Linked DNA regions of Mus musculus: regions 1 and 2 are each linked to region 3. A link is a loop called in an ENCODE intact Hi-C map of the cell type or tissue named here. Cell type or tissue: heart. All regions are shown on one strand. Each heading gives the region's core, and the rest is flanking DNA. Links, peaks and the distances in the headings are about the cores only.

Region 1 (10,402 bases), core at 1,889-6,888, 91 kb before region 3:
CAGCCCTAACTCGGGGCCCCACAGTCTCCATTTTCAGAGCAGAAGCATCTCAGACCTCCTCAGGGTATCTAAACCTTCTTATAACTTTGAATACAATGTTTTTGGAAGGATCACCAGGGACAATAGTATTCATTTATAGGGTAAAGTTATTTTTCTTAAGTAACTTTAATTGAAGTTGTAATTATCATAACAATATATCTCCATTGTATAACAAGTAGAAATCAAATTTAAAAAGAAAAAGAAAAATATCTAATGATTCAACCCTGAGGTATGAGTGTGAATCCTTTATATATTTTACCTAAAGATAACTACGTGCTGCACATTGGCTTTAAGGATTTTATCACTTAGTGATAGCCAACAAATATCTATGTCTCTAAAAACTTTTCTATGATTTCACTTTTCATGGCTTTGTTGACAGAGAATACTGTCTTAGTCAATCAATTCTCTGTTGGATTTTTGTGGTCTCTGTAGTCTTTTCACTGTTTTAAAAAATAACCATAATGACTTTTTTCTGTCTTCACATGACCCCTGTTTACTTGGGATCAATTCCTAATGGCAGACTTATTGTGTTAAGTCTTCATACTGTCTGGGGTCTTACTATGCATTATCTAATTTTCCCCCAACTAAATTGTATTCCTCTTGTATACCCATGAGAACTGAATAAGAGGTCCCATGTCTCCAAAGTGTTATCTCCATAGGTTATAATCACAAGCTTTTACATTCATCACTGTAATTGTAGTGCACAAAGCCATGAGGTACAAGAAACATTATAAGTACATCCTTATTTTTATTACTTTTGCAATTTAATAAATTTTTCAGTCTCCTAATTTCATTTAGGAATTGCTCATTAGTGTCATCTGTTCATTTATGACAGTTATCCTTTTTATTGATTTATAGGACATATATTTATGCATGTTTAACCATTTGATAATCGACATGAAACAAATCACACATAATCTACATTGGAAATGGCTCCTACGGCAAACAGACTGAGCATACAGCATTTCCAAGGTTTCCTTCCACACCTTTGGTTTTGTTTGTTGTGTGCCTTCCTGGCTTGATCTCTTTTCCTTCCACCCCTTCACAATCACTCCTCGAAACCTTGCTCTCTCCCACTCCTCCCACCTCAGCTAACCACTGATTAATCTGCTCTCTAGCAGAGTTGGCAATCTCACTGTGCACAGTGTTACATAAAGGGAACAATGCCATTCTTTTATGAATCTTTTTTATTTGGGGAGTTACACACACACTCTTTCCTCATCCGATCCTGCTTACCCCCTTCTTGTCAGCTAGGACTTCTTCATTATCACATCATTTAGCCTCATCTATGCTACCACCTTTGTCATTAGAGCACGTCTCCTTTCACTGCCTAGCACTCTGTGTATGGATATATTATAGTCTACTTAGTCACCCATCGATTGAGAAACAGAATGGTTACTTCAGCTTCTAGCTATTAAAAATGCAGCTGGCATAAAAATTCATGCGTTAGTCTTTGAATGGACATATGCTTTCACTTCTCTTCACTAAATGCCTAGGGGAGACAGGCTGTATGACATGGCAGGTGTGTGGGTAGGACTTTAATAAAAGGCCACACTTCTCTTCACAGTGGCACATTACTTCATACCCACATCAGCACCTTGTGACATTCTAGATCCTCCAAGTCCCCAGCAAAGCTTGCTCTCCTTGCTGTCTTAGTTTTAGGATGTCGGTAGTGATCTCGGTGTGGTTCACATTTATATTTTTCTGATAACCAGCAGTGTTGAGCAGCTTTCCCTAATTACATCCCAATTCCTTTGGTGAAAAACCAGCTCAGATGTTTTATCAATCTTTTAAACTCGGAGGTTTCTTCACTTAGAACTGAATCTTCAAAAATCTTTATATAATTTGAAAGTTAGATACATGGTTTTCAGATATTTTGTACTGTGGCCATCATTTCATTCCCTTAACTATGTCTCTGAAGAGTGGAACACTTGAGACCTTGGTATGGTTCTCCTTCATATGCTTGTTCTGCTATGCATTAAACTTATATTTAAGAAATCTAGAAGACACCCAAAGTCTTAAACCTGTTTGACGGGGCTTCATGGCAGAGTTCTAAAAGCTATTCATTTTGTGAAGAGAACTGTATTGTTATAAGTTACATCCCTTCACCAGCCTGCGAGTTGTCCTCAGAAGCATCCATGCCACAGAACAGAGTTGAGTACTCACGACTGAGAAGCCCTGTGGCCCCTGCGCCTAAGGCATCCTTCTTCCGGCCCCATGCAGAAAGCATTTGCGACACATTATTAACTGCAATGCTGAGGTCTATAATGGAAATCACAAATCCTGCTTCAAAGTAGCAGTCTTCCCACTGTCGTTGTGCCCTATTACTGAGTTAGGCATTCTTCCTAAGACCTAAGACCCTGAAAGACTTAGAACATCCTACCAATTAGCAAAGAGGAAAACCCTGTTCTATCGGCCCTGGATTTTCCCCAGATGACTCCAGCAACAAAATACACAGATGCCTGTGTGTGGCTGTGAAGTTAGCTCAGGCAGTAAAGTGTCGTTCTGCCACCATGAGGACCTGAGTTTGGCTATCCAGCATCCATATAAAAAGCAAGGTGTGCTGGCATGTGTCTGTGGGGGTTGGGGGAAATGGATCTTTGAGGCTTGCTGGCTACCTAGTGTGGTCAGATTAGTGAGCTCCAGGTTCACCGAAACTCTGTCTCAGAAAATAAAATAGGTTCTGAGAAACACATCCACATGCATCTAGCTTACACATACATACACACACACACACACACACACACACGTTCTCAACCTTCTAATGCTGTGACCCTTTAATACAGTTCCTCATGTTGTGGTGACCCAATCATAAAACTACTTTCATTGCTACTTCATAACTGTAATGTTGCTACTGTTATGAATCATAATATAAATATCTATGTTTTCCAATGGTTTTAGATGACCCCTATAAAAGGGTCATTCACAAAAAGTGTTTGCAACCCACAAGTTGAGAACTGCTGCTCTTAGAACACTCTCTCCTTTGTCAGTGAACAAGCTCAACTCCATAGACCTTACAAGCATTCCTGCTAGAGGCACGTGGCCCATCCCCACAAGAGCCATTTTCCCGTGCCCAATGATTTTGCAAAGAGCAGGAGAGCCCATGACTAGTCTATCCTCAGTGTTCCTGGCCCTTCTCCCCTGCAGGGCTCCAGCACACACCCAGCTCAGACTACAGCCTCACAGCAGCACTAGCATCCTCTCTGCATCTCAGAGCCCATCAGTCATCAGGACCAAGGCTCACAGACCATGCTCACACAGTTGTGTTTCCACACTAACCACCTGTCCACATTTGCACAGTTTCGGGACATTCATCTCTCTGCAGACAACTGCAAAGCTCAACTGGCCCAAGACTTCTGTTTAGAGCGGTGATGATCCACAATCTCACCCTAAACGGTGAACATTGCTTTCTCTGGCACTAAGTTAGAACTGGGCCATTCCAATAAAGAATGTCACACCGGTGGGCAATCCAAGTCCACCATGCATGCAACATACAAAACCCAGAGCTGCAGTCTACAGATGGAGTTCACAGTGTTAGTGTGTGAACACCAAAAAGTAGAAAGGACCATCAGGGAACAGTTCAGAATGTGGGAAGGAGGTTGCCTCTACAACCAGAGGAGCTCTTAAAACTATGATCTGTGAGCATCGATGTGCAGTAAGCTACTGAGCATGGTTCATGTCTGCTGGAAGAAATGCCAGGTACATCCCCAGCAGGGGAGGATGTGACTCGTGCGCTCCAAGAACAACAAAGAGTCCACAGTGGCTGGAGTGGAGTCACAGAGAGAAGAAATGGGGGCTGGAGAGCCGACCAGATAGACAAGAAGGCAGAGGGCAAATTTTGTAAGGCCTTGTAAATGGTCGCATTAAAACAACAGAGAAAAAAAAAGTCTTTAAATGTCCAATTTATAAACTGACTCAATATTGCACTGAGCATTGTGAGCTTGTCCAGGACTAGGCAAAGGCAGGCAGAAGTGATTTCTTTTATTAGAAGCCATGTGGCCAACTGCATGCTGTACAGCTAACTCTAGTAAACCAGAGGCTTATCAAGCTGGCTCCGCTACAAGCCAATATTCCTGAGTTAATTTGACTCACATGTGTTGGGCACCTGCTAGCCTACCTGGCCTGAAGCTTCAGCAGGCACGTGCCTGACCGTTTCCTCCCTCTGGTAAGAGGGGCCCAAATGGATAATCGAACCACCTGGGAAATTTAAAACGATTTCAACAAAGACCAATTAAGCTAGACTCTCTGGGGGCAGAGCTAAGCATCAGTACTTTTAAAGAACTTATTCTCAGGGTCGAGTGGATTTCCAAAGTCACCTCCCCATTCCTTACTACATGCTTAGAGTGGAAAAAAAATGGAATATGTCATCATTTAGAATAGTCTAACTTAGCACACAATTTCTTTGCTATTAAAATCTAACACTGTATGTATCTCTCTCCCCACCCTTATTATTGTCTTATACAATAACTCCATTTCTGTCCAAATACTCCCCTGGTCTTTGCCATTGCCTTGAGCTTTCTTTTCCCTAAATACCCTCCCTTGACCTCAAACTAAATCCTAGAGGTCTTTGTCCCTGCCTGGAGTGATCACTCTGCACTGATTCCCTAGGCACCTGCTCCACACTAGGGCTGGGCAAACTTTTTTTGCAAGGAGAGAAATAGGAACTGTTTTTGGCACTGCGTGTTGTACCTGCCCCTGTTTTGCCTACTCTATAGAGTAATTTTTGCTATGCAGCAAGTATACTAAGGAATATGGTTGTTGTCCCATAATAGTAAAACTGTATTTCCCAATTCAAGAGTCAAAGCTATGGACAACCTTCTCTTAGTCACTTAGCATTACACTTAGTATTACAAGACATTTCATGTCTCTGGGCTTGCTTCCAGATCCTAGGGAGAAAGGAAGCTCGGTTCTCCAGCATCTTAAAACAGAGGTTGGTAGCAGGGCCGTGGTCCTCCTGAGTCACCCCATCTCCCATTTCTATTTTAATTACAGCTTTTCCATCTGTCCCCCACCTCCACCCTCGCCCTTAGAAGCGCACTTCCTGATTCCCCTGGTATAGGCTGCATCAGGAACTTCCTCCCATGCACGCTATGACATCAGTGATGTCCTAGGCCACATCTGTTAGGAAACCTGTTTCGTGGTGATCCTGGGGAAGACTAAGATCATCACTACTTCCTCTCCAAAGATAGCTGTGAGAACAACAAGACCTGAAGGCCAAAGGTTAGGTAGAAATTAATTCACAATGGGACCCACCCCAGAGGTGTCAGGGAAAGTGATGCAGAGGAAGGGCAAGGCAACCTGAAGGGCAGGACCAGCATCCTTGATGAGGAAAGCCATTGCAAAAAAGAAATTTATCCTGACCCTCTTCAAAGAACAGTTGGCATCTGTTTCCTCGTTTATACTGGGAAGCTGAGATTTCATGCCACAAGGAAGTCATGTTTTGTTTCCTGAAGTACTGCCCACAAGGAGAATATGCTTTGCCACAAAGAAGAAAGACTGGTGTTTTTTTGTTGTTCACAGCCTGTGTTTATTTACTTTGGTCTCTTTTTTAAGGTAAAATTTGAAGTGGCTAACAGAGCCCAATAGGGAGGAGATGAAGCTTAGCAGCAGACTGTGTAAAATGAAGTCAGTATTTCAAAGAGTGTTTATGGGGAAGCCATGGGAAGAGTACAGCAGTTCTTCAGACTGGAATACACAACCATAAATATAAAAAGACACCAAAGCATAAGTGACATTTAAAATAGCTGGGCAGAGAGAGCAAGGCAGTAAATCTCCCCCACTTGCCACTGTTCCAGGCCATAGCAAGTAACCAGGCATGGACTTATTTTAAGATTCTAGATAATCAGGAAATGGAGACCTTGAGAAAATTCACTCACACTTGCTCCTGCCCTTTCTTGGCACCAAGACAGAATTCCCAGGCCACTGCCCTTCCTAGCGTACCCAATAGGAACGATGTGAATAAGTCTGGTGTCCCCAAAATAGACAGGTATTGAGAGGCCACCAGTGGGAAAATGGGGAACTCCACACTTGCCCTAATAAATCCTTCCTCACCATGAAATGGCTCTTGAAAACACCCCCTCGTGTTCTGTGCCCCCTCTGTGTTTGTGTGGTGCTAGACTGGCAGGTTTACAGCAGCTGCAGGGCCCAAGGGCAAACTAGAGAAGAAAAAGGGCAGGATTGTGTCTCGGGGTTTGTTAGGATCTGTGAAAGGAGAGACAGACCCTCCTGCCTCAGTTCTCAGCCAGCTTTATAGAGGAAAAGGCGCCTCCGTTGGAAGGGCCATTTCCAAATGCACAGCATCTGGTTCCTCACTGGGATAAATAACCCAGCCCTCAGAATTGGGCTTGTGAGACTTAAATGAGAAGCTCTGTGCAGTGTGCCTAGCTCAGTGCCCAGGACAAAAATTAAAGCTAATATGTGTTCCTTTTTGCCCTTTGTACTTCTGTTGTCATAAACCTAAGAGTCTATTCTCTTCTTCACTGTGGCCTACACTAAGCTCTTCCTTGGATTTAGGGACAGTTGCTGGCTGCCAAGTGTCAAATGTTAAGAAGTAGCTCAGAAGATGGGTGCCTGATTAGAGGGCCCATGTGTGGTACCTTCTGGGTAGGAGCACAGAGGTCCTGGCCCATGCATGCCCTTAACATGAAGGGACTCTTTGGTTTAAAAAGATCAGCCCATGAGTGATAACAGTAATGTAATAGAAGAATAATGGTAATGTAATAGCAGTATAATAGAAGGAGACATGAGGGTGAAGCAGCCACTCTGAAAATTAATAAAAGACCAAGGCTGCAAGGCTTGGTCCTCTCATAAAAGACTTTTCCCTTCCATCCTCTATTGTCCATGCTGCCTAATGGGGCCCTTCCCCTGCATTTCAGAGCATGGCACGATGATCAGGGCAGGTTCTAGAACCAGCAGGCTTGGCTATGCTACCTACTGACAGCTGAATAGCCACAGACAAATGATTCAAGCTCTCATGCCTTAGCCTATTAACTGAAGACAGATGGTTGCATAACTTTTTGGAGTTCTTGAAAAGGGTAAATAAACCGGGCGTGGTGGTGCACGCCTTTAATCCCAGCACTCGGGAGGCAGAGGCAGGCAGATTTCTGAGTTCGAGGCCAGCCTGGTCTACAAAGTGAATTCCAGGACAGCCAGGGCTACACAGAGAAACCCTGTTCGAAACCCCCCCCCCCAAAAAGAAAAGGGTAAATATAGTATTTAAAGTGTTAGAGTGGTATCTCTGCACATGGTGTGTGTGCAGTTCCTTTAGGCTCCCTATTGCCCCAGCCCTTCCTTTCTTGAAGTAGCAGAGTGAAGGAAGTTGAGTCAACTTAGTGGCCAAGTCCTAGCAGCAGGGATAAAGAAGATGGGTGGTAGATTGATTCAGGCCTCAGTCAGCCTAATTTTTCATTAACTTACTCCTTTTTCACTTTCTTAGTTCTTTAACTCTTTGCTTGTTAACTTCACTTACATTTTAGTCAAGTTCTCTTTGAGAGTTTCAGCTTATCTCAGATAAATTAAGCAAGAGGTCCAGGCCACTACTGAGCCAAAAGGGTAAAGAAAACATGGGCTTTGGGATAGTTCTCTGATGGAGTCGCCTAGCCTTTCAGAGTCTTCCTTTCCTACCTAGTAAAAGAGGGCAACAACCTCCATCTCAGGATTGGTTTTGAGAACCAAAGGAGATAAAACACAGTAGATACATTTTTCCAAGTTTAGCAGCTTCCCTTTTCTTAAAAGTAAAGAATGATCACAAAGTAGGGCTCCTAGAACCCTAGGGGGAAAAAGCCAAACTCAGGAGAGATTCCAGACCACTTGCGAAGCTCTCCTGGCTAAGAACAGTTTCTTTCCTCTCAGTCCTTGCTTCACACTGGAGTACAGAGGGTGTTTTCTCTATAAGAGAAATAGGATGCAGTCTGCCCGAGAGAACGGCATCTGAGAAGACTTTGTGAAGAGATAGGAGCTATGCAGCATCATAAAGGATCTATAGAATTAGATGGGCCAAGAAAACATTGGTAGGAATCGGAACCACACACATCCTTCCCAGAGAGCCATGAAGATGCAAACAAGCAAGGAACATGTTCCTGTTTTAAGTCCTACACTGGGTCTCTGGAGCCTTGATGCCTTTGTGTGTGTGTGTGTGTGTGTGTGTGTACGTGTGTGTGTGTGTAAATAATTGATGTCTATGGAAGCATGACTCAGCAGAGTCTGGTCCCCAGTGAAGTCCATCTTACCCTTGGGGAGTAGCAGTGTTTCCATGAGCTGTGTTCAGTTTGGAGAAGTGGAGTTGGCTACTAATGTAGAAATAGGGTGAGTTTCGACTCTTACATAATTAGTGTCTGTCTTTTATACAGCAGAAATGCTACCCAGCTTCCATCTTACCTACACTCCTTTATGTCTTCTGGGTAAATGTTTGGAAATGAACATACACTCCTAACTTCCTCTTCTGCCTGGCACTGGTCCTATAATCTTGAAAGTCTCCTCAAATCTCAAAGTCCCTGGAGTTTAAAATGTAAAGTAGAAAAGGACTGAAGTTGTAGCTTAGCTTTACTATTTCTATTTCAAAAAGGAACTTTTCAAATACATGCAAAACTGACTGTAAGTAACCAGGTAGTGGAGAGAAAGGTGTAAGGAAGAATTTCCATCTCTTCTGCTACTGGTAAAATTTCAAACCAAGCATACATATGGAATATGCAAAATCGAGTGACTAAAACCTGGAAATCTGCTTCAATTGCACAGATGTCTTTCATACATATCTGTGTACCAGGAAGGTTATACCATCTCAGCCCTCAACAGCGTGTATCATTTGCCGGTCCAACTCTGCAGAGCCCCAGAAACAGAGGCCAGCTTTGAATGCCTCTCCCCTGCGTGCCTAGAAAGGAGGCCAGAATAACATCTTGGCATCGTTAAGATCACAGCACAGCAGTGGAGTTCAGCTTTGTTTCCATATAGCTGCCGTCATGTTTTAATTGTAGAAGGTAGAAGGGACATTTTGCCAGGACATAACCATGCAAGGGTTGTGGGTTGCACTTTTAAAATTAGAAAGGCTTCTCAGTCTTCTTGGAAATTTTATCATTCAAAAAGTGGTCTGCTGATGTCTGTGGCTACTCCTCACCTGTGCTAGCCTGTCAGCACAAACCCCAGCAGATGTGTCGGGCCAAGAGGGATCAGATAATGATCACAGTAGCTGAACTATCTATCACCTGTGAGATGGGACCTTGTAATACATCCACATCTCCCTGGTGGTTCAGATTCTTTCACCTCCACTTCTAACCCCTTATCTCTGAACGGTCTGTGAACGACAAGTTCAACCCCAAGGTCACCATTCTACCAAGAATTTTTAATGTGAAAATCCACTGTAATTATGGAATTCCTTACTTCTCTCTTGGCTGGGCAGCTCAGAAATAATGAGTTCCCTGTACATTTTGTTTCCAAGGAGATAGAACCAAAAATTCATTCGAGGCCTTTCTAGACCCTGGCAGGAACCGTGTACAATGTGTGACTCTTTGAAGTGGTATCAAGACAGATAAATCAGCATAAGTCTGCGTGTCTGTTGTCCTGCCAGCTTCCTGAGCCCAGTAAAGGGATTTGGGCCAAGCAGAAGGTGGCCATGGTGCTCCTATATGCACAACAAATACTGCACATCCTCTTAATTCCAGCCCTATAATCTTGTTCCCAACCATAAGAAACCTTCCTAGCCCCTCAAATCCTCCAACAGTTAATTCACAGTGATAGAATGGCGATTCCAGGTATCACACGGTTATAGTGAAGTGCTTCTGCTAAGGACACTAAAATCATCCCAATGACAGTATAACTGCAGAGAGTTAAAAACAATACCAAAAAAAGTGAAGCAGAGTAATCAAAGCTTTTACTAAGAAACCATTGCAGAACTCTTTGCTTTCAGAACCTAACCGTGCTCCATACAAAACTTGATTTGGTTATATAAATAATATGTTTTGGTCTCTGTATCCATATGTTCCATATTCAGGGATTCAACCAGGTACAGATGAAAAGTAGTCAGGAAAAAGAAACCTGGCTTTACTCAACACACAGTCTCTATGTGCTGTTACTCCTTAAATAACACGGCATAGCAGCTATTTACATACTATTTGCATAACTAGATATAACTGGAAGCACACTGAAGGATATGTGTGTTACATGTTTCATGTTACATGTTGATTCTGCACCATTTGACACAGAGGCTAAGACATTTTCTGCCTTCAACACCCAAAGGGGTCCAGAAACTGTCTTCCCAGACGTACCAAGGGGTAAGTGTTCCATTTGGGGACGGACATAAAATTTGTTTATATTTTCATAATTCATGGACTCCTGCCGTGCAGAGAGCTGCCTTTGCTCTGCTATGTTAAAA
Region 2 (10,402 bases), core at 2,921-7,920, 150 kb before region 3:
CAATTCCTATTGTGGGGACACAGCTTCCTGGAGTGACCAAACAGTCTGATAAAAGAAGGATCTGTAACAGCTGGATGTTTGCTTTATATCTTTGAAGCATCTGCATTTAGAGTCTTCTCAGTCACCCAGTCATCAATTCAGGGAACATTTATGAGCCGCACGTTCTTTGCCAGACACTACACTCTGCACTGGGGAGTACATAGATGAACTTTTCTCAGAAGATCCCTAATCCTAGATCTGTTCAGGGAAACAGAGGAAATAGCAGACACATGAGCTCTGAGCATTCTTGGAAGAGATAAGGTACCCATCCTAAGTCAGAGTGTGGTGGAAGGGAGCCATTCACCAAGAGCCACAGAAAATAGAACAGGCTCTGAGAAGGAATGGCCTGGGGCTGGGCCTTCTAGGATACCTTAGAAGTTTATGGGTGAGCAGGGAGCTAAAAGGCGTAGTGAATAACATGATCAAAAGCCGAGGCAGAAGTGCCTGTGTGCCCAAAGAAGGATGAATTGTCTGTTGCAACTAGTGCCCTAGTACGTGGTAGAGTCTAAAGAATAAGCCAGTAAGATTGCCATAGTCTAGAGTGCAAGGACCCATAAAGGCATTTTCTGGAGCCTGGTCTTTATCTTGTGGGTGCTCAGAATCTCCTTGAAGCTTAAGGTATATATAAAGCACCCAGGTGATCTTAAAATTCTTCCTTACAACTATTATTGTCTTTGTGCTGTTGCAGACTTCTGCATGAGGTTATGGATAATTTATCTGAGGACCGTCCTTTAATCAGGTCCTATCTGGAGCTTGACAATCTACCCCTTATTTTAAGAGTGGTTACACTATAAGATACTTGGAGTAAGACAAATTATTTTCACCATCTACTAACTTAAGTTTGAAGGAAAGAGAAAACAAACCTACATTTTTCTCTTATTTCATTTTTCACATTTAATAAGGAACTCTAGTTGAACACTTTGAATCTAATAGCTGTTTATACTCACCTACTTGCTTAATTTTGGAGTATATCCAAAGTGAACAGGATCCCATGTGCCTCAAAAAATATTTGAATGGAGAAAAATGTAGCTATTAATCATTGAAGTGCTCTGCAGTCATATAAGTACAAACATCAATAGGAAAGTTACTATATTATCAGTCAACAGATGACCATTAGGACTCTGCATATACTAGCTGCCAAATATCTCCATACATCATTATGCCTGGTGAATTCAGGAGGCCTTTGGGTGTCTTGACTAAATTTTAATCTTTAATAACAAAAAATGTGGTTTGACATCATCTTAGAGTTTGTAGGGATATGGTCTTATGAACTAGACATCTACTTTTCTCACTGCACTCTCAAGGATATAAATATTTAAAGATATCACATGCCTCTAGAATCTATTAGGAAATGGTAGAAGCTGGGTGTGGTGGCGCATGCCTTTAATCCCAGCACTTGGGAGGCAGAGGCAGGCTGATTTCTGAGTTCGGGGCCAGCATGGTCTACAAAGTGAGTTCCAGGACAGCCAGGGCTACACAGAGAAACACTGTCTCAAAATACCAAAAAAAAAAAAAAAAAAAAAAAAAAAAAAAAAAAAAAAAAAAAAAAAAATGGCACTGTATTTTTCAGCTCATACTCCAGCCAGTGATTATGAGGAAACAAATGAACATTATGAGGAATGAAATGAAGTTTAGTGGGGAAACTATATGGAAGGAAACACACTAGAGATGAACTCCTTCAATTCTAAATTATTTTATTAAAGATATAACCAAAATACTGGAGAATATTTTGAGTCCAAATCCCATATACTTAATATGAGCAGTAAGAAAAGTAAAATCTCTTCATCTGTGTGTTTAACAGGTTGATGGGAGAGCTATTCAAAATTGCTGTTTGGGTCTGGGAATATGACTCCATGACAGAGCACATCCTTTAACAAGCGTGAGGCCCTGGGTTCGGTCTCAACACTAGGAAGAAAGCTCTATTTTAAAAATGAAATGCCGTCTAAGGATATAGATCAGCAGGAAAGTATCTGGGTTCAATCCCAGTACTACTAAATCACTAGACGGCTAAGTAGATAGGTGGACAGGCAAATGGGCAGATGGATATGCAGAGACACAGATGGATTCTGGTAAGGTCTACCCACTCTCTAGAATCCCAGAGAGGGGTAAAGAGTCACTCGTTGTAGGGACTTTTTAAGGGCAAAACACAAGGCCACCGTATTTCCCATGTGGCTTTGTCATTTTTCAAAAACTACAACTTCCAGCATTCCAGGCGGTTAACTTGCCCTGGAGCTTACGGCCACGCTTACAGGTTGACTTTGACTCTTACAAGTGGGCAATGGCCAAAGGAATCAATGCAAAGAAAAACACTCACTGTGTCACAGTGACAATGGCCAGAAACCATTGTATCAACTTACATTTTTCAGCAAACTTTATATTGTTAAAGTTTCTGAAACCCAGCAACATGGCTCACCCTGTAAAACCACTTGCTGACCTGAGTTCGATTTTAAGGAGCCACTTAAGTGTAGGAGAGAAACAATTCTATACACTTTCCCTCTGATTTCTACATATGTACCATGATATGCATACCTGTACACACACACACACATACACACACACATGCACACGCATGCATGCAAACACACATGCACGTTAATAAGTATATAAAAAAGTACTTTTTTAAAGTTTCTAGAATTAATAGATTTCCTGAAGGTTGTTTTACTGTCCAGTGACTGACAAGCCCATTGGATTGGCTTGATTCTTTTTCTTCCTTCTTTCCTTCTTTCCTTCCTGCCTTCCTTCCTTCCTTTTTTCCTTCCTTCCTTCCTTCCTCCCTCCCTCCCTTCCTTCCTTCCTTCTCTCCTTCCTTCCTTCCTTCCTCCCTCCCTTCCTTCCTTCTTTCCTTCCTTCTTTCTTTCCTTCCTTCCTTCCTTCTTTCCTTCCTTCCTTTTTTTCTTCCTTCCTTCTTTCCTTTTTTCCTTCCTTCTTTCCTTCTTTCCTTCTTTCCTTCCTTCCTTCCTTCTTTCCTTCTTTCCTTCATTCCTTCCTTCCTGTCTGTCTGTCTTTCTGTCTTTTATTTTATTTTTTTTTTATTGTATGAGTGTTTTGCCTGCAAGTTTGTCTGACTATCTGCATACAATACTTACCTGGGATTAGGTAACCTAGGATACCTGTGAACTGCCATGTAGGCACTAGGAATCAAACCCTAGGTCCTCTGTAAAAAAAGCCAATGTCCTTAAGTCCTGAGCCATCTCTGCAATCCCTTGACTTGGGCAACAGTATGAATTAGTTTATCACCTTTCTATATAGTAGTCTTATAAGGCTGGAACCAGGTTTAGATAGTCAATGGCTTTCCTGACAGGACTCAGGCCGGATTCCTCTGATTAATAACTAAAGTCCTGCAGTTCCTGCCCCTGGCTATCTGAGCAGTTGATTGAGGTGAGAGCAGGGGTACAATTCAGCCCTAATATCTTACTGGCTACCTAATAAGACCACCACCAAGGAGGGTGACATCTAGCCTGTTGGAGCTACTTTCCTTCAATGCAAACTCTCAGCTTTTGGACCTAGATTAAATGTCTCAAACAACCAGGGCAGCAAGTGAATAACTAGAGACTGTTCCTAAGAAACCAAAGGACACCCTGAAATGTCTTGGTTGAGCTGCACCAACCTAGCAAAGCCATGGTTTAGCATATAAGAACTAGGGTTCTATCAGAGTGTAGTAACAGAAATCTCAAAATTATAGTGGCTTCAAAGACTAAAGAGTATTTTGCATAAGAAGAGGTAGGCAGGGCTTCTCAGTCAACAATGAAACCTACTCTATCTTTTTCCATATCACTCACACCCCATTTGCATATCGCATGCACCCCATGCCAATTCTTGGCAGCAAGGAGCGGTGTGGGTCTCTCTTTAGCTGAGGTCTTTGAAATCGCATACATCCATCTGTTTATATCCCATTGGCCATCGTTTAGTCCAGTGGCTGTGCTTGCCTTCAAGGGAGCTTGCCAAATATAGCCTATACAGAAAACCGTGTACCATGCTAAAAGCTGAGGGCCCTTAAAAGGGAAGGGACAAATACTTGGAGAAAGCCAACAGTCTGTGCCCCAGGAGGCCTCGTTCCTGCCTTAAGCAGCCAGATTATAACGATTAAGTTCCATGTAAACAAAGTGTTTTACTGCGGTCCCTCTGAAAACCACTGACATGAGGCTATTTTTCTTGCATACCAGATTTCAGCGCCTCTGGCTCCCAGTGCCCTTAGAAATCACCAGTCCAGATGAGTTCTTCAGAAACCTGGTTCCTAAATCTCCCATTGCCCAGTGTGGTTGAGTGAGTGCTTGCTTCCACGTGGGGGGAGAGGAGAGTCCTTTCTCTCTGCAAATTAATTTTTTTCTGATGGTTGATTCTGATGGCAGGAGGTCCCTCTTCCTCATGCTGGAAGCTGCACAGATTATTTTCATTGGATCATAAATATGTTGAACACTTTATTATACTAACCTTTTAAACCAGTTCTCTTTAGTGGCTACAAATCACAGTTCAGGGGCAAATTTCTAAGATTCCAGGGCTCCTGAATTCCTGGATGCTCAAGTTAAATACCTGAGATTACAAGTGGGGAGCTACAAAATCTTTGCTACATAATTCACTGCAAAGACAAGAAGCAAAGCCCTTTGACCTGACTCCTGGTTTGTCAAAAACAAAAACGAAAAAACCACCTCCCTGCTCTTTACTCCACCAAGAATCAGGTCGTGATCAGGATCCTTGCCGGTGCTGACCCTTTTTGCTTTGCTTGCCCAGTGTTCCAGGACCTGTGGAGGAGGGATTCAGAAACGTGATGTTCTCTGCAAGCAGCGTATGGCTGACGGCAGCTTCCTGGAGCTTCCAGAGACCTTCTGTTCTGCCTCCAAACCAACCTCCCACCAAGGGTGCAAGAAAGATGACTGCCCCAGTGAGTGGCTTCTCTCAGAGTGGTCAGAGGTAGGTATGCTTCTCTTCTCAGGGTGAGAGAACGCATAGGACAGAAATCATCCCACACAATAGAAAAGAGACCAAAAAGCTCTCCTGACAGTGTGGAATGGCATATTGTAATGCCATCAGTCTATATGGTAGGATGCATAATATCTAGGCTATGGGCTGATTTTATTATGGGGACCTAGGCTATGCAGCCAGCCCTTACCTAACAGTTGAACATCAGAAACCTGTGATTATAAATGGGAACTCCCTCAGACAACCCCAAAACCCAGAGTTCTTCGCGTCTTTCTGCACCTAGCCCCTTCTCCCAACAGTCATGCTCCCACGTCCTACTCCCAGCTCTTTCCAGTCTCTGCTCAGGAAGGGCAAGGCCTCCCTGGTTCTTCTCTTCCAAGTTTCTGGACAATAAAGGATGTGATTTATTAGGAAAAGAAGGCCAAGGAAATCCTGCCTCTTTACTGTTAGTTTCCTGACTCTAAAACTTGAACAACTTCCCAGCAAGAGAACTTGATTTCCCCATTGCTGTGTACTTGGGGAAAGTGGTGGCTCAGCGCTCTCAGCTCCAGATGGTGCCTGGAGTTAGGGATCCCAAACTTAACCTCCAGCTAACCTGCTTCTCCGAGTAATTCTTGTTTTGACACTGGCATGAATCCATTTACATCCAGAGTTAAAAAGTCACCCGGACTGCTTTCAGCTCCAGGATTCTCTTTGAGTTGCCTTTAACTACCCAGCTTCAAAGACCTGAGTGTCTTCCACAGAGAAGTCTAAAAATCATTGCTGTACAAGCAAACTCAGCAACTGGCAGAAAGACTGGTACATCCCAATCATATCCAAGACCCTTCTCTTTCTTGCCTTGGCTTTTTAGTGTATAACATGCAACTCAGTTTGGAACTGCTGGTGGTTTAAATGTGTGTCACAGGAACACTCTCTTCCAGACAGAAAAGGAAGCCTGAGGAAATAAAGATGCCTGACTTCTAAGCACGGAACTCTTGCTTTGTACATTACCAGGCTGTTGAGAGTCCATCTGATAGTGCCTGCTGTGGGAAGTGGGGCTGTACAAGAACCTAAACTACCATCATAATCTATTAGTAAACTTACCTCTGGCTGTGTCTCACCCCAGATGTTTCAGGATAAAAAGGAGAATGGTTATTTGGGCATTCCAGAAACAGTTTGTATTTCAGCAGAATACAAGAATGGAGGGGAAGAGAAAAATGTGTACATATTTAAAGGTGTGTGTACACAGACATGCTGGCTGGTGGTTTTTAGTTGACCAAACTAAAACAGCCATGTTTTAAAGCTGTCCGACCCCTTGCCCCTTGGATGCTTGGATCTGGTACTGTCATTAATGGTCAAACAGATGTCAAATAGAATCTGGAGTCCCTAATCAGCAGGCAACACAGAAGAACAACAGAAAACTGTTGATTTGGGAGGCATTATTACTTAATATAATAAATCATATTAAGAAATGCCTACACAGAAAAGAGCCCTGGTGTATGTGCCAAGCAACAACATCCTGGCCAAGTGTCGATTGGGTGATGGGCTATCATGGATGGGCAATGGAGAGAAGACTATATATGTCTAATAATTGCCACCCCTCCATCCTCTGACATTTGTGGCCTTTGGAGGATATTGAACACAGAACAGTCATTAAAAAGTGATTTAAAAGAAGGACCCTTCTGGTTTAAGCACCAAAGGAAGGAACCCACTGAACCAGATCATATTAAGCCAAGTAGACCATTAGAACAGGATCTTATAGAGCTAAGAGTTCAGACACAATGACAAGCAAACCTGGCTCTAAACTCTCACTCCCTTAGCAACTATACAGCATGAAGCTCATTGCTTCATCTTTCTATCCCTTAGTCTGACTGTATTTGAAATGAAGATAACAGAGTGTATCATGTAGGCAGAGTCTTGATTAAGTGAGACACATGAAGTACTTGTGTCTAGTTTACCTTAACCCTTGTTCCCTACCTTCTGGGTTCATTATCAGGAGAAAGAAGGATCTAGGTAAAACACTCCATTGCCTGCAATGGCTGGGCTCAGGGTCATATTCTAGGTCTCCCTTGTGCTTTGCTCTTCTCCCTAAGGAAATAAAATGACACACTTGGTAAAGTATGAAGGCTTAGCCCTTATCTAAAGTTCTGAGCTATCAGGGTTCATGAATGGAAATTTCTAGCATTGAAGAGAGGCTGGAAATAGTGAGACACAATCTCCCAGAGATACATCTGGGGCTCACTGGTACTAGCCTAGCTTCTTGGGTCAGTGAGAGAGACTCTCCTTTAAGAGAGTTATGTGGAGAGTGACATATTGTAATACTACTATATGTCATCTTCTGGCTTCTGCACATGCAGTGAACAAATGAGAGTTCATGTGCGCACACACACACATACACACACACACACACACACACACACACCACACACATTTTTAAATCTAAAACAAAATGAGAACTTCATGGTTAAAGCGGAAGCGGGAGTGGGGTGACAGGTCTCCAGTGGTGGGAGTCGCCATCACTGAGAAGCAGCCCCGGCATCGCCTCCTCACCATGGTTACCAAGCATGGCTTGAGAGACTTGATTTCAGCTTAGCTTCACTACTTTAGAAAGGTGGAGCTTGATGCTAGAGAAGGAATGAGACTACCAAAGTCACAGCTGACCTTGGCCTGCAGTCTGGCTAATGGTCTGTTTTTCCACTTGACCAAACAAAAACAGCCATGTTTTAAAGCTGTCCGACTCCTTGCCCCTTGGATGCTTGGATCTGGTACTATCATTTATGGTCAAACAGGTGTCAAATAGAATCTGGAGCCCGTAATCATCAGGCAACACGAGCAGAGGTTTGTTCTCAACCTGCACTGGTCCTTGGCATCTTGAATTTCTGTTGGGGTGGGTGGCAGCTGTCACAATCTGTCCCACAGGCCAGTGTCATTTCAATGTATTCACATATAAAATTTCAAAGTGTAAGACAGCTTTCAGCTGTTTTTACTGTCATCTTTCCATTGGCATGCTGCCATGACCCAGGTTCGGGGCCTTCATCATCTCAAGCAGAGGCCGTAGCAGCCCCTCCATCCCGTTCCGTCTCCCCTCCCCTCCCCTCTCCTCCCTTCAGCACAGTGTTGCCAGATCCACCTTCTCATACACCTCTTCCATCATGTCACTCCCTCCTTCACGGCTTCCCATTGCTCTGTGGACCAATTCCAAACCTGTCTGAAAATGAAAGGTCTCCAAAGTCAGGTCCCAAGTCCCTCTCACACTCCCGACTACACTCGCCTCATCAGTGAAACTGCCTTGGGCTTGCCCCAAGCCCACAGTGGACTTGCACTGAATTCTTCTACTTTTGCTTTTGCCTCCTCATTTGAAGGACTGATTCTGGAGGCTAGACACTTCACCCCCAAAGTCCACTCACAACAGTGAGCAGGAGGCATAGCGTTTATTGGGTTAGCATTGGCTTTTCTTGTAGTCCTTCGTTTAACTCACAGACTTGTAAAATCAGCATAAAAATAAAAACAGTTCAGTAGCTTCCCAACTATGGAATGACTGTGTGTAAAAGTGAACCGAGTATTTCTGTGGCTCTAAAACCTAAGCCATATGTAACTAAGAATGGGTTAAATGCTCACTGAAACCCTTATAATACAGAGTAATAGAGAACGTTAGAGGGCAAGGTGTGCTGTGAGACATATATTCTGCGTTGTTGTAATACACTTCTTTCAGTGGCTGATACTTTGCCCAGCATATAGTGAATTTGAGGGACCATTCAGAACAACCATGAGACTCTATCTAGTTCAGGGGTTCTCAACCTACCTAATCCTGCAACCCTTCAATACAGTTCCTCATGTTGTGGTGACCCCCCCACCATAAAATTATTTTTTGCTGCTACTTCATAACTGTAATCTTGTTATTGTTATGAATCATAATATAAATATCCGATTAGGGGGTTATCTGATATGCAATCCCCGTGAAAGGGTAGTTTGACCCCCAAAGGGAATGCAACCCCCAGATAGGGACCAATGTTCTGGTTTATAGGACTTTGATACATTTATCCTTTCTTCCTCCACCAGTGCTCTGTGAGCTGTGGGGAGGGCACCCAGACTCGAAGTGCCATTTGCCAGAGGGTGCTGAAAACTGGGGTCTCCACTGTTGTCAATTCTACTTTGTGCCCTCCCCTGCCCTTCTCTTCCTCCATCAGACCCTGTATGCTGGCAACCTGTGCAAGTGAGTATGTCTGGGGGAGGGGGTATATGGATCCCCATTATGAAAAACCAGCATCCATAGCCACTAGGCAAGGGCCTGCCCTGAGCCCCAGAGTGGTGGGGCATTGCCAGGCAGCAGAGCCTAAAAACAGTTGTGGATGGAGTGCCCAACTGGAGATGAAAGGGAATCGTAGTCACTCGGGTGTCCAGGCTGAGTTCTCTTCTCCCCTACAAAAGCAGCCTGCAAGGGTTGAGCAAAGGTCTCCTGCTGGCACACTAGATCTAGAAGCTAGAGGCTCCTTATTCCTAATGAAGTCTAATGTTATCCAAACTGGGGTTTTAAATTGCTCTAAACACATTTGTACTGTGTAATATAATCCCCAGAGTTATAACAATCCAGGGCTCCCCTCTCTGTCTACCCTGGGCCCTGGTTCTTTGCATGGCCCAGAGGTGAACATTTAACAGAGAAATGTGTGCTCCTCTTTGTCCTCTGCCTGCCTCTCTTAACGGTGCACATTTCTTCCTTAAATGCTTTTAATGAGGACTGCCTTTTTCCAAGGCTCCAGGCACCTCCACCTCTTTGGTTCCTGTGGGCTACCCCCTCACCACACCTCACTAGTGCTCTGGGTTTTGAAGGTGGGATAGCCTGATGATCCACAGCTGATAGCTAGCTCCTTCGGGATAAAAAGAAGTGGTAAACGACGGGCATGCCAAAATCAATGGAAGAGTTCTCCCTGTTTGTCCTTTTTGCTCCCTGACCTCTCTGGTGGCCCTATCTCACTCTGGTTTTTCCCTGCTCTTGGTTCTTCGGTCTGGCATCCCTCTCAAATCAGGGCCTGGAAGGCCTTCCACCAAGCACAGTCCTCACATCGCAGCTGCACGAAACATATACATCCAGACCCGCAGGCAGAGGAAGCTGCACTTCGTTGTGGGAGGATTTGCTTACCTGCTTCCCAAGACTACCGTGGTGCTCCGGTGTCCCACACGCAGATTCCGCAAGCCCCTCATCACGTGGGAAAAGGACGGCCAGCACAGCATCAGCTCGGCTCATGTCACCGTAGCCCCTTTTGGCTACCTGAAGATCCATCGCCTCAAGCCCTCAGATGCGGGCATCTACACCTGTTCTGCGGGGCCCGCCCGGGAGCAGTTTGTGATTAAGCTCATTGGAGGCAACCGCAAGCTCGTGGCCAGGCCCCTGAGCCTTTGGAGTGAGGAAGAGGAGGCCCTGCAGGTGAGGAAGACCAATCCAAAAGAAGCCTTGCAAACCCACAAACAC
Region 3 (10,402 bases), core at 3,078-8,077:
CCCAGTGTCACATAATCTTACATCCTTCAAGTTCATGGAGAAAAAAAAAAAGTTATTTTATTCTATACAGAAATTGCTTAAACTTAACCACTTGTTTTTCAACATTCAATGGCTTCTCTCTTCCTGTGGTGCATTCCCGAGTGTTTAACCTCGCTGTGATTCTGAATAAAGAAAAAAAAAAAAAAAAAAGGTCAAAGATCTAAGTTTTCTTTAGGTAGGTAGCTATAAAAGCTACCCAGCATGGAAAGCCAAGAGTTAAACTAGAATTAAGTACTGGTTAAAGTGGCCCTGCTGGGGAAGTTATAGCAACTTCATTTCAAATCATTTGGCTATGCTAAAGAAAGGTGTTGGGCATGAACAGAGAAAAAGGAAAGGGGAAATTACAGAATTGCTAACGAAAACCATTTGCCTGGAAGTGGAGAATGGAGAATTCTCACAGGAGCCAAACAAAGTTTACTTTTTTAAAAATAATTGAATATTTATACAAATTTCAAAAGGTATTATAGTAGCCGCCAGGGAATCAATCATGCTAAAATGGACTCTGTCTTACGGGGGTGAAGGGTGGCTTCCTATTTGCCAAAGCAGACTGTCACCCTTTCCCTAAATCACCTGCTTGAGCTCTTCATCCACAGACCATCTCCTACCCTGCATCTCTATCTTTCCCCAGCTGTCTCCTTTCTGGCAGTATTTAAACATGCCCCAGTATCTCCCATATTTTAAAGAAAAATAAAATATTTTATAATTTTTAATTGGTTATTTTATTTACATTTCAAATGTTCTCCCCCTTCCCAGTTTCCCCTCCACAAATCCCCTATCCCATCCCGATCCCCCACCCCTGCTTCTATGAGGGTGCTCCCCCACCAGCCTCACCACCCTACCATTCCCCTAAATTCCCCTAAGCATCAGGCTTTCACAGGACCAAGGGCCTCTCCTCCTATTGATGCCCGACAAGGCCATCCTCTGCTATATACACACACAGCTGAAGCCATGAGTCCCTCCAGGTGTACTCTTTGGTTGGTTGTTTAATCCCTGGGAGCTCTGTGGGGGTCTGGTTGGTTGACATTGTTGTTCTTCCTATGGGGTTGCAAACCCCTTCAGCTCCTATAGTCCTTCCCCTAACTTCTCCACTGGTGTCCCCGTGCTCAGTCCGATGGTTGGCTGAGAGCATCCACATCTGTATTGGTCAGGCTCTGGCAGAGCCTTCAGAATATTTTATACATTTTAAAGATATACATAGAGAAACTCTTCTCTTCAGAGCCTCTCCTTATCCCCTCTCTCCTCAGAAAGGGTCTATGTGACTTCCCTCCTCCCACACATTCCCCAACCACAGAACACGGCTCTACTGTTTATACTAGCCAAGGCATCTCTGAGCCAATCTGTCTCTCATTGTTAGCCTCCTGCATAGATAAATTAGTCACGGTGTCTATCCTCAGATTCATGTTTTCGTTTCTATCTCCTTGTCCCCAGTTAACCCTCTTCTCATGACTTGTCCTCTTAACCATCTCCTCTTATCCAGGTAGGGAGATACTCTTTGCCTTACTTGTTTATTTTATTATTTCCATATGTAATTTTCAAACTTCCCCATTATGTCATCTCAGGCAGGTCTGGAAAGCCTTTTCCAGAACACTGAGAAAGATCCTTCAGCGGAGCTAGAAAGCTGGATCGCAGCATCATCCCTGCAGCCAGTAGATGCTAGTACAACCACCCGAGATTCCAATTATACATCATTATCTCTCCTCTATCCTCAGTTCCTCCGATCCTGCTCAGGCAGAAGCTAACATCTGTCACCATTCCATGTAGCCTGGAAGAAACCATGTTTAAACTACTCAACAGGACTAGAGTTGGCCCAGCCAATAGGTTTCTGGGACAGCGCCAGCAGGTGGGAGAAGAAATGGCCCTAGCTAAGTCTTTGCTCCTTCATTTTCCATGAACTGCTTGTGAGTCACAGCTTCAGCCTGAAGGCAGTCACCAGCCTGTGCCAGATGAGGCAGCTAAAACCAGCCTTTGCCAGACTCTTTCTGTTCACTAAAAAAACAGAAAAGCAAAATGAGGCAGTCTTGGAAAGGAAGGAGCTAAAGCCAAAGTTCTGTATGTCGCTGGGCCTAGATCCCTGCTTGTCCCACACACCAGAAGCGGGCTTCTGAATTAAGGATAACTCAATTGAAATGGAATTTGGGTTGCCACCCAAGACATGGAATTCACACTTTGAACCTCGTCAAACTACCTGTCCAATAAACAAACAAACAGAAATGCTTTTCAGAAGAATGTGAAACCGGAAATAATCCAGAGTCTCCGAATGCAACATTCACAATACTGTCCAGAACCAATAGGAAACCACTCAACTCTCTGCAGGAAAACACGACCCACGTGCCTCATGCAGAGCAGATGCTGAACCCAGCAGCGAGCTCAGAGCAGCTGTTTTCACTATGCTTCATGAGAAAGGGCTAGAAAATGACACAAAAGAAATAAAAGCTATTATCCAAAAAAAAAAAAAAAAAAAAAAAAGAAACTAAAAAAGCTAACGGCAGGCCTGGGGGTGCATCCCTGTAACCCCCAAATTCCTGTGCTCGGAGGGAGAATGAGAATCTGACCCCAAGTTCAGGCTAGCCCGGGATTCTGAGGGAGACCTCGCCTCAAAGAAAAATATCTAAAAAATATATTATCTGAGAAAAAATAATTCACTGGGCTTAGAGAGAGAAGGAAGAGGTCAGCAAATGTGGAGACAGAGTGACTAAAAGCTACCTAATCTGAACCAAAAGGGGGGAGACTAAGGCAGAGAAGCAGACGAATAGGAACATAGATTCTTGATGAAATAATGGGCAAAATGTCCACAAACTCAGTCAAAGGGGCACATCAAGGAAGCCAAGGCTCTGAGGCTTCCCGGGCAAGCCTAGCGCTGAGAACCTTGCCTTGTCTTCATCAGGCCTCAAACACCCCCACCCCGAGCCCCACCAACTCAGATAATTGCAGCCTTGAGTAACAGAGAATCCTCAAAGAAAACCCACACAGTTCAGTCAGCATGTCAAGACGACTTATTACCATTTCTTCCATCCTTCCTGGCTTTGGAAAAGGGTAATAAATGCCCTTTCTCTTTTACTCTTCCTTTCTTAATCTCACTTATTTAGCAATGAGCCTTATCGATAAAATAAAATAAATTTTAAAAAATTGAAAAATAAAACAAGAGTCTATACTAGTCATCCCCCCCAACATCCTCCCTTCCTCTCTCTCTCTCTCTCTCGCTCTCTCTCTCTTTCCCCGCAAGCATGCATGGATGAACTTCCAATGTACTCTACCCACATCTCACTCCCTTTTAGAGCACTACGTAACACTGCAGAAGCTGGCTTAGGCAACAGAAATATTGTCCCAAGTGGGCTCCCAAGTCTTTCGTCTATTGACAGCCTAATGAGAGGCAAAGTTAGAAATGCTAACTTTTGTCATAACTTGATGCTGGATCTAGCTAAACTAAAGGCAAGTCCTCTGCAGGAGAATTACCAAACGCTGCAAAGTTTTTAAAAGAGAAAAAAAAAAAAAAAAAAAAAAAAAAGGTTGTTTTTTTTTTTTTTTTCCCAGTAAAAAGGACTGGAACTCGCAGGCATTCCCCTTCTGACACCTGCTTTAAATCCCCACAATTTATAGTCAGTAAGAGTTGTGTGCAGCTGTAATCAGGCCTCGTGCTGGGATGATAACCTTTCCAGAAGCCAGGTGGGGTTTGTGTCTGGACTTAATCACCAAACTCAGCCAAGCCGGGACACCAAATGACTTTTTCATGCAGCAGGTGGGAGCGTGGTGTCCAGCCTCAGACGCTATACAGGGTCCACCTGTAGATAAGGAAATGAGTGGAGTACCATGGGAGTGGAGGGGTGACAATCCACGCAGATGACACATCCCATCCCCTAAAAGCCTCAGGGGAGGCAAGCTGCTTTACATTCCTGAGAGTAACTCAGCTTTTCCTCAGTCTGGGATGTGAGACAGCAGTGCGAGTGAGATACAGCAGAGTAGCCGCCACTAGAGTTTGTGCCTGACTTCCCTTTCGAGGGAAGGATAAAAGGGAAAAAAAAAATCTGCTATAAGCTTTCTCCCCAACCTCAGGTTCTGGGCTTGAACATAGAACCTTACAGGTGATACGCAAGTGCCCTGTGACCGAGGTACACCCCAGCTCCCGGGCCGGCTCCCCACCCCACCCCACGCCACCCCACCCCCATTAGTAACTGGATTCCACCCCTTTCTCTTGTTTTAAAGCTCTGTAATCCTTAATGGTATGGGAAATTCTTTCAGTAGCTAGGGACCTCTTGATATAAACTGGATTTATCGTTACTGTGGCTCTGGTTGAGGCGGGGAACCTGCTGGGAGATGGGTTTATTGTTATAAATGACACGGGCAAAGATAACTTAGCTCAGGTCAGAGATTAGTATTTTGCGTTAGGAAGGAGGAAAATATGAAGGGCTTCCACGTCTGAGGGCCTCAGAGCTGGGCAGTGGGACCGGGATCCTGCCTCAGAGGATGGATGTGTGTTTGTTCTCCTAAGATTTAGACATGAACAAGAGCATCTCGCAAAAATCAAGTCTCGATCAGTTTCTGTCCTATACTTCCAGGACAGAAAATACTTTTCCGTCACAACGTTGCTAAAGTTAGTGCCTTTGATCTCACAACAAAGTGTTCTTCCTTTCTTGAAAACTGGTTGTAAAAAGGTGAGAACTGATGCACCCCGCAGTAGAAAATGAAGTCTGAAGTCAGTTCCCAATGCTATGTTCATCCCTTGCAAACCAGTGCACCACGCATGCGCACAGGACGCCTCCTTGATTTGGCCTGTAGTCTCTCAGAATAAGCAGCAAAGCTCGGGAGAAGCCCACAGTCTTTGCTGCGAGCTCTGGGGCCCTGGAGAAGATATTTTCTTAGCAAAATGAAGCCCAAACTGTAAGGTTCAGGTTCATGTCATTTAATAAGCTGTAGGTTGAAAAAGGCAGCTGTAAGTTGCATTGTTCAAATGTACCAGGACCCAGAACCACTGTCCTTAAACCAGGTCACGTACAATAACTGCTAGGCATCAGACAAATCCCTCAGCTTCCTGCCTTTCTCAAGATGTCCCTGTCCAGTAGCTCCTACCAAGCTTAGAAATCCCTTAGCTTCATTCCTCCCCTTAGATGACCTCCTGCCCTAACCTAGACATGGCTTCTATGAGTCTAGCATACAGCACCTGGTTTTTAGATAAGAACACTTACAAGTCAAACTCTCAAGAGAGGAAGTTTCCATTATTTTGGGAAAAAGATGTCATGTTCCACCTCGGGCCAGCTGGAATCATTATTAAAACCACACAAAATTACCATGCAATAGGTGAACCGGGGGGGGGGGGGGGGCACTCAGCAAGTTGTCCACGCATGTGTGCTACCCACGTGCTGTGAGGGAACAAATGGGGTACACTGTTAGCTCCACAGCACAGAAATCCTGTCTTTTGGAGATGAGGGATAGGGAGACCAAGAACACACCAAGGTTCAGGTGGTTTCTACGAGAGACTGACTGGCTGGACCTAAAATTCCACCCAACTGCATTCAAAGATGTTCCTAACACCACAGATGACTAAGCCAGGCATCACCATCAGGAAGCCACTAACCACACTGTCAATGGAAAATACACAGTCTTGTGAGTGCAGAACCCTCAGACTGAGCACTTTCCCCATCCCCTGGCAATAGGAACCTCCAGGACATTGACAGAGGCAACTCCATGCCTACATGACCCTAGATCCTAGCAATCTCAACTTGGAAACCAACTAGAGTATAGCAGGATCAATTGAAAATTAAGTATGTTCTTTGCATATCTTGAATATTTGTGGGGTCTCTAATTCAAAATCCATAGCGCCACAACAGAAGGGCTCATTCTTTATTACCAGTCTTTGTTTTCCAGCCAAGTTGTTATGGAACCTTCCACAAAGCCAAAAATTCCTTTTCCAGCAGCAGGCCCTCTCCTTCTACCTTTAACTTAACCACCTTTAAGTAAGACAGACCAATATAGACCCGACCCTCCACTTCAACAGGCAAGAATTATTAGTAAGAGAGTGTTTGGTAATAGTTAAGAAAGCTAACAACTACAATAATCTCTTTCAGAGCTATCTAGTACATTAGCATTAAGGCTCTGATGTTGAATTCCACACTGCACGCTGTTACCTTGACATGACACTATACATTACTAGTTTCAGGTCATCCGTTTGTTTACCAGCCAATCTTTGCCCTCACCTGCATGTGGTCAGACCTTCCATTGGTGCAGATGGTTTCCGGTAGCACCACTCGGGCTTGAAGGAATTTCTGGGCAGGTAAGACTGATAGATCGGATAATTCTCGGTGTACTCGGAGAGAAGACGTGTTTTCTCTGTTTTATCATAAATCTTCGTAGGGAGATGTGGACAGCGATGCCGCCTACAAAAGATACATGGGGAGTCTGCTTAGTTACTTTCTTGACAGGAATACATGCAGTCTGAAAATTCTTGTCCTCCAAAATGTGATGCAGACTGGCTTTTGCCATTAAAATTCAGAATTTAACCTTCCTTTCCTCTATTTTACCATGTACATGTCAAAACTTAAAAGGTTGCCTCAACCGTTTAATCGAAATATGTGGATCATAAAATTACATGCAAGCATGGCTGATGTTCAACTGTCAATTGTCACACTGCTTGTGGAAGTGTTTAAAATGGTCTACACCCTAATAAATTACTTTGGTGTCCAACTCTTCTGCGAGTCACCAGACCCAACTGCCCCTCTGAGAAACCAGAGGTAGAAACTGATCAGGCAGCTTCCAGATTCCTGACACAGGAGTCCTGTTATCCTTGGTCAGAAGCTGGACATGTCCTTGGCCCTGTCCTGGTCACAGGCCAGGAATGCCAGATAAGGGTTGTGGTTTGCTACCTCTCTCCTCCTGAGTGAGCACCCCTTCCTGGAAGCTTCACACATTAGGGTGCAACCTAAACCCCAGTGCAGATACCGATCCCCTCTGGTGAACAGCTTTGGAACTGGACCTCTGGGTCAATTTCAGCTCATGATCTTAGGGTCTCAGCAATTACGTGGGAGAGGAAGAATGTTGGGTAGCTACATGAGGACTAGAAGCCTGAAGGCCATTGAGGTCCACCCTAGACCCTGTCTGGAACACTAGAAAGGAAAATATCACAGACGTCCCTCCTCATCCCCCCCCCCTTTGCCCCCGTCAAAAGAAGGAGCTATACCTGTACTTGGTGGAAACAGCTGATATCCAAAAAGTAGAACATTAAATAGAACCCTTCCCTCCCTCAGGAGTCAATGCAGAGAGTTGGAAAGATAGTTCAGTGATCAAGAACACTGGCTGCTCTTCCAGCGGACCAGGGTTCGATTCCGGGTACTCACATGGCAGCTCACAACTGCCTGTAACTCGTTTTAGAGTCTCTGATACTTTAACAAACTTAGATGCAGGGAAAGAAAAATCAGTCCAGTTGGGCCTGTCAATCACCTAGCCAGGAGTCCATGGAACCACCCCTCTCAAGCTGACTTATCAGAAGACATGATAAAGAGATGAGAGGAATCCCCCTTAGTGAGATAATGTGTTTTCCCTTCCCAGAAGCCCCTCACTTTCCGACAGCTGCTTACAGAGCCTCCCTCATGGCTACACTGCTAAGCCTTCCTGCTTCCCTAAGTATAACCTCGCCTTTTCCTACTTTCCTTTCAGAACCTGTCCAGAAGCCTAAGCATGCCTTCCCTGACCCTCCAGGCCTTCTCTTCTCTCTCTCAAGGCCTTACTCCCTCTCAGCCACACTGCTGTTGCTAACCTCCAATGCAAAAGGCGTGGCTTCCGCTCCTCCCCTTCCCTATCTCCTGCCAAGATTCTATTCTTCCCAACAGATGTGCTCCAAGGCTCTGCTCTGGGCCAAACTGGTGAGATTTCTAGCTGGGTTCCCAGGTCGGCTCAGAGTATCACCACTGCACACAAGTGAAATCACACAACCGCCTAAAACCACCTGATTTCTTTTATTTTATTTATATGTCCAAATGGCATATGCCCATGTGTGTGCAAATGCACACTCATGCATGCATGTACAGAGACCAGAGTGGGAGTCAGGTACGCCATCATTTTTCTCCTTTTTTTTTGAAACCAAATGGCTGGCCATCTCTGTCCCCCAACCTGGAATGACAATTATGAGCAACCATACCCAGATTCACATGGCCATTGGAGATTCAAACCCAGGTTCTTGGACTTGCACAGCAAGCACAATTGCTCGCCGAGCCATCTGCCCAGTCCCTACCTCAGTTCGGAAGTTTACAGAACCTGTGGCAAACAATTTTCACACAGCAATTCTTCTCATCTACTCTTTCCAGTCTCGTCTCAATTACTACATCCTCAGAAAAACATACCCTGGTTATCGTACACCCAAAGACATTCATTACCACTCTCCATCTTCTTATCAAGTGCCCATCCACTTCCTCCAATCAACCTTCATTTGTTCATTGCTCACCTCGTCTTTCAGCCTCAGGACCTTTCGCTAACTCACTGCTACATCCCTGATACCTAATAGTCTGATTAGCACAGTTAGCATTTGGAAAATATTGATTGATTGAAAGACTATGTGTAAAAATTAAATGACTTATAAATGAATACTATTTAAGCTGTAATTTATAGTGAGCCTTTCCCACTTTACATACACATTAAAAAAATGAAACTCTCTACTTATAGATGGGCAAAGGTCAGCTGTTGTAGCTTCCAAAAACTAAATAAGTAGTATATAACTTATGTGTGTATGCACACACAAAGCCTAAGAGCTGACAGATCATCAGATACAAATATCTCAAGACAGAGTTCTCAATGATTTCAAACTTAGACATACCAAGAAATAACTAATATTTTACCTTTTTTAAAAAAACTAGGTCTTGTTATATAGCCCTGAATGACCTCAAATTCAAAATCTTGCTTTAGCCTCCCAAGAGCAGAGATCACAGGTGTGTGTCATCACACACAGCTTATTTTTATATTTTAATTACAGAAATCAAGACACAACACTCTGGGATAGCACATGGGAAGCAGGATCAAAGAGGAGAGACCAGGAGTTTGTGGCTGCTCAGTGTAAGCCATTTCTATCCATGAGGATTCAGGAGAGCAGAAACTCTCATTCTTTGCAGATAAAGATGTGAAAGTGATATACTATGTGCCTGTGCTCAAGACGCACAAGGAAAAGAAACTCAAACTTGGAGCCCACCTGAGCTACATGGAGGGACCCTGTCTCACTAAAATGGTAGACAGACAGATAAATATTTTTAAATACTCAGCTAGAAGAGCAGGCTTTGTAATGACTGGCTTGTTTTGCAGTGTTCTAGATCGAGCCCTAAGCCCTAAGTTCATGATTGAACTAAACCCCTAGCCCTCTGTCAATGCTACATTGGGGTCTTACTAAATAAGAATCACCCTCCTGAGCGTTTGCCCAGTTGAAAAGTTGACATGTATACTTTAACAGCAACTAACTAAAGGTGGTAGATAAACAGATAAAGTGTTGTATACCCAGACTCCAGCCGGGGAAGCAGACCAGTGCCCCTGCTCAGCCATCGTCACAGAAGCTCTATCCTGCAGCAGATGGGAACAAATACAGAGATCCACAGGCAGACATTACGAATAGAGTAAGAGTTTTTTGAACACTCAGACCTAAAGGAGATGTCACCATCAAATCCCTCCCCCCAGGAAACCCTGAGGAAGAGGAGACAGAGTGTAAGAGCCAGAGGGCATGGAAGATACCAGAAGAACGAAGTCCTCTAAGTCAGCATGATCAAAGCTCATATGAACTTACAGAGACGGAGGCAGCATGGGTCTGTGCCAGGTCAAGTAGATATAACGCAGAGTTACTTGGGAAAAGGGAGCCTCTTTGAATGATTGCCTCCAATCAAGCCCTGTGGGCATGTCTGTGAGACATTGTCTTGATTGATGGTTGACTTGGGAGGGTCTAGCCCACTGTACTAAACACCACCCCTAAGTACATGGGACTGGGCTGTATTTTTAAAAAAATATCTGAGCCAATGAGCAAGCCGGAAAGCATGGGCTCTGCTTTGAGTTCCTGCCCCAGCTTCCCTCAGTGATGGACTGTGGCCTGGAATGTGAGCCAAATAAGCCCTTTCCTCCCTAATTTGCTTTTGATCAGAGTATTTTTTCACAGCAACCGAAAACAAATGAAAACGTATGAGATCTAGACATTTGTAAAAATCAGCAGAACTAAGGCACAGGGTGTGATATCAGCACTCAGGAAGCAGAGGCAGAAGAATAGCACATAAGGGGTCAGCCTGGGCTATACAGTAAAGCTCCATCTTAAATGCCAGAAGAAAACCAGAAGTAAGAATACAGAAAGCACTTGCTTTGATTGGTTGGTCAGTAATGTTTGAGGCAGGGACCTGTTCTGTGGCCCTGGATG

Evidence for each region. A loop is a pair of places that touch in the nucleus more often than their neighbours do. Peaks named below come from ENCODE experiments on the same cell type or tissue, not always from the same donor. Only the 100,000 strongest peaks of a DNase experiment are listed, where the experiment ranks them.
Region 1: a loop joins it to region 3, with 2.3 times the contacts of the local background. A loop is called at or near these places in 3 of 42 quality-filtered maps.
Region 2: it touches region 3 in a loop (2.5-fold over the local background); 2 of 42 quality-filtered maps call a loop at or near these places.

The regions. Positions count from the first base shown.
Region 1 is chr4:86,391,766-86,402,167 of GRCm38, forward strand. The region is part of intron 23 of Adamtsl1 (ADAMTS-like 1); the gene reads left to right. Among named protein-coding and RNA genes, the nearest start is that of Gm33730, 44 kb to the right of the region's middle. In heart, for the core only: a CTCF peak has its summit at 4,048; DNase peaks (open chromatin) are centred at 4,096 and 5,146; H3K27ac peaks cover 381 bases.
Region 2 is chr4:86,332,071-86,342,472 of GRCm38, forward strand. Adamtsl1 (ADAMTS-like 1) reads left to right here. Exons shown (of 29, transcript NM_001368621.1): 17 at 4,768-4,947; 18 at 8,995-9,148; 19 at 9,960-10,402. Among named protein-coding and RNA genes, the nearest start is that of Gm33730, 100 kb to the right of the region's middle. In heart, for the core only: no CTCF peak of the experiment used is centred there; no DNase peak of the experiment used is centred there; H3K27ac peaks cover 461 bases.
Region 3 is chr4:86,481,513-86,491,914 of GRCm38, forward strand. Saxo1 (stabilizer of axonemal microtubules 1) reads right to left here. Exons shown (of 4, transcript NM_001081096.1): 2 at 6,228-6,407. Among named protein-coding and RNA genes, the nearest start is that of Gm26017, 22 kb to the right of the region's middle. In heart, for the core only: no CTCF peak of the experiment used is centred there; DNase peaks (open chromatin) are centred at 5,209, 5,589 and 7,829.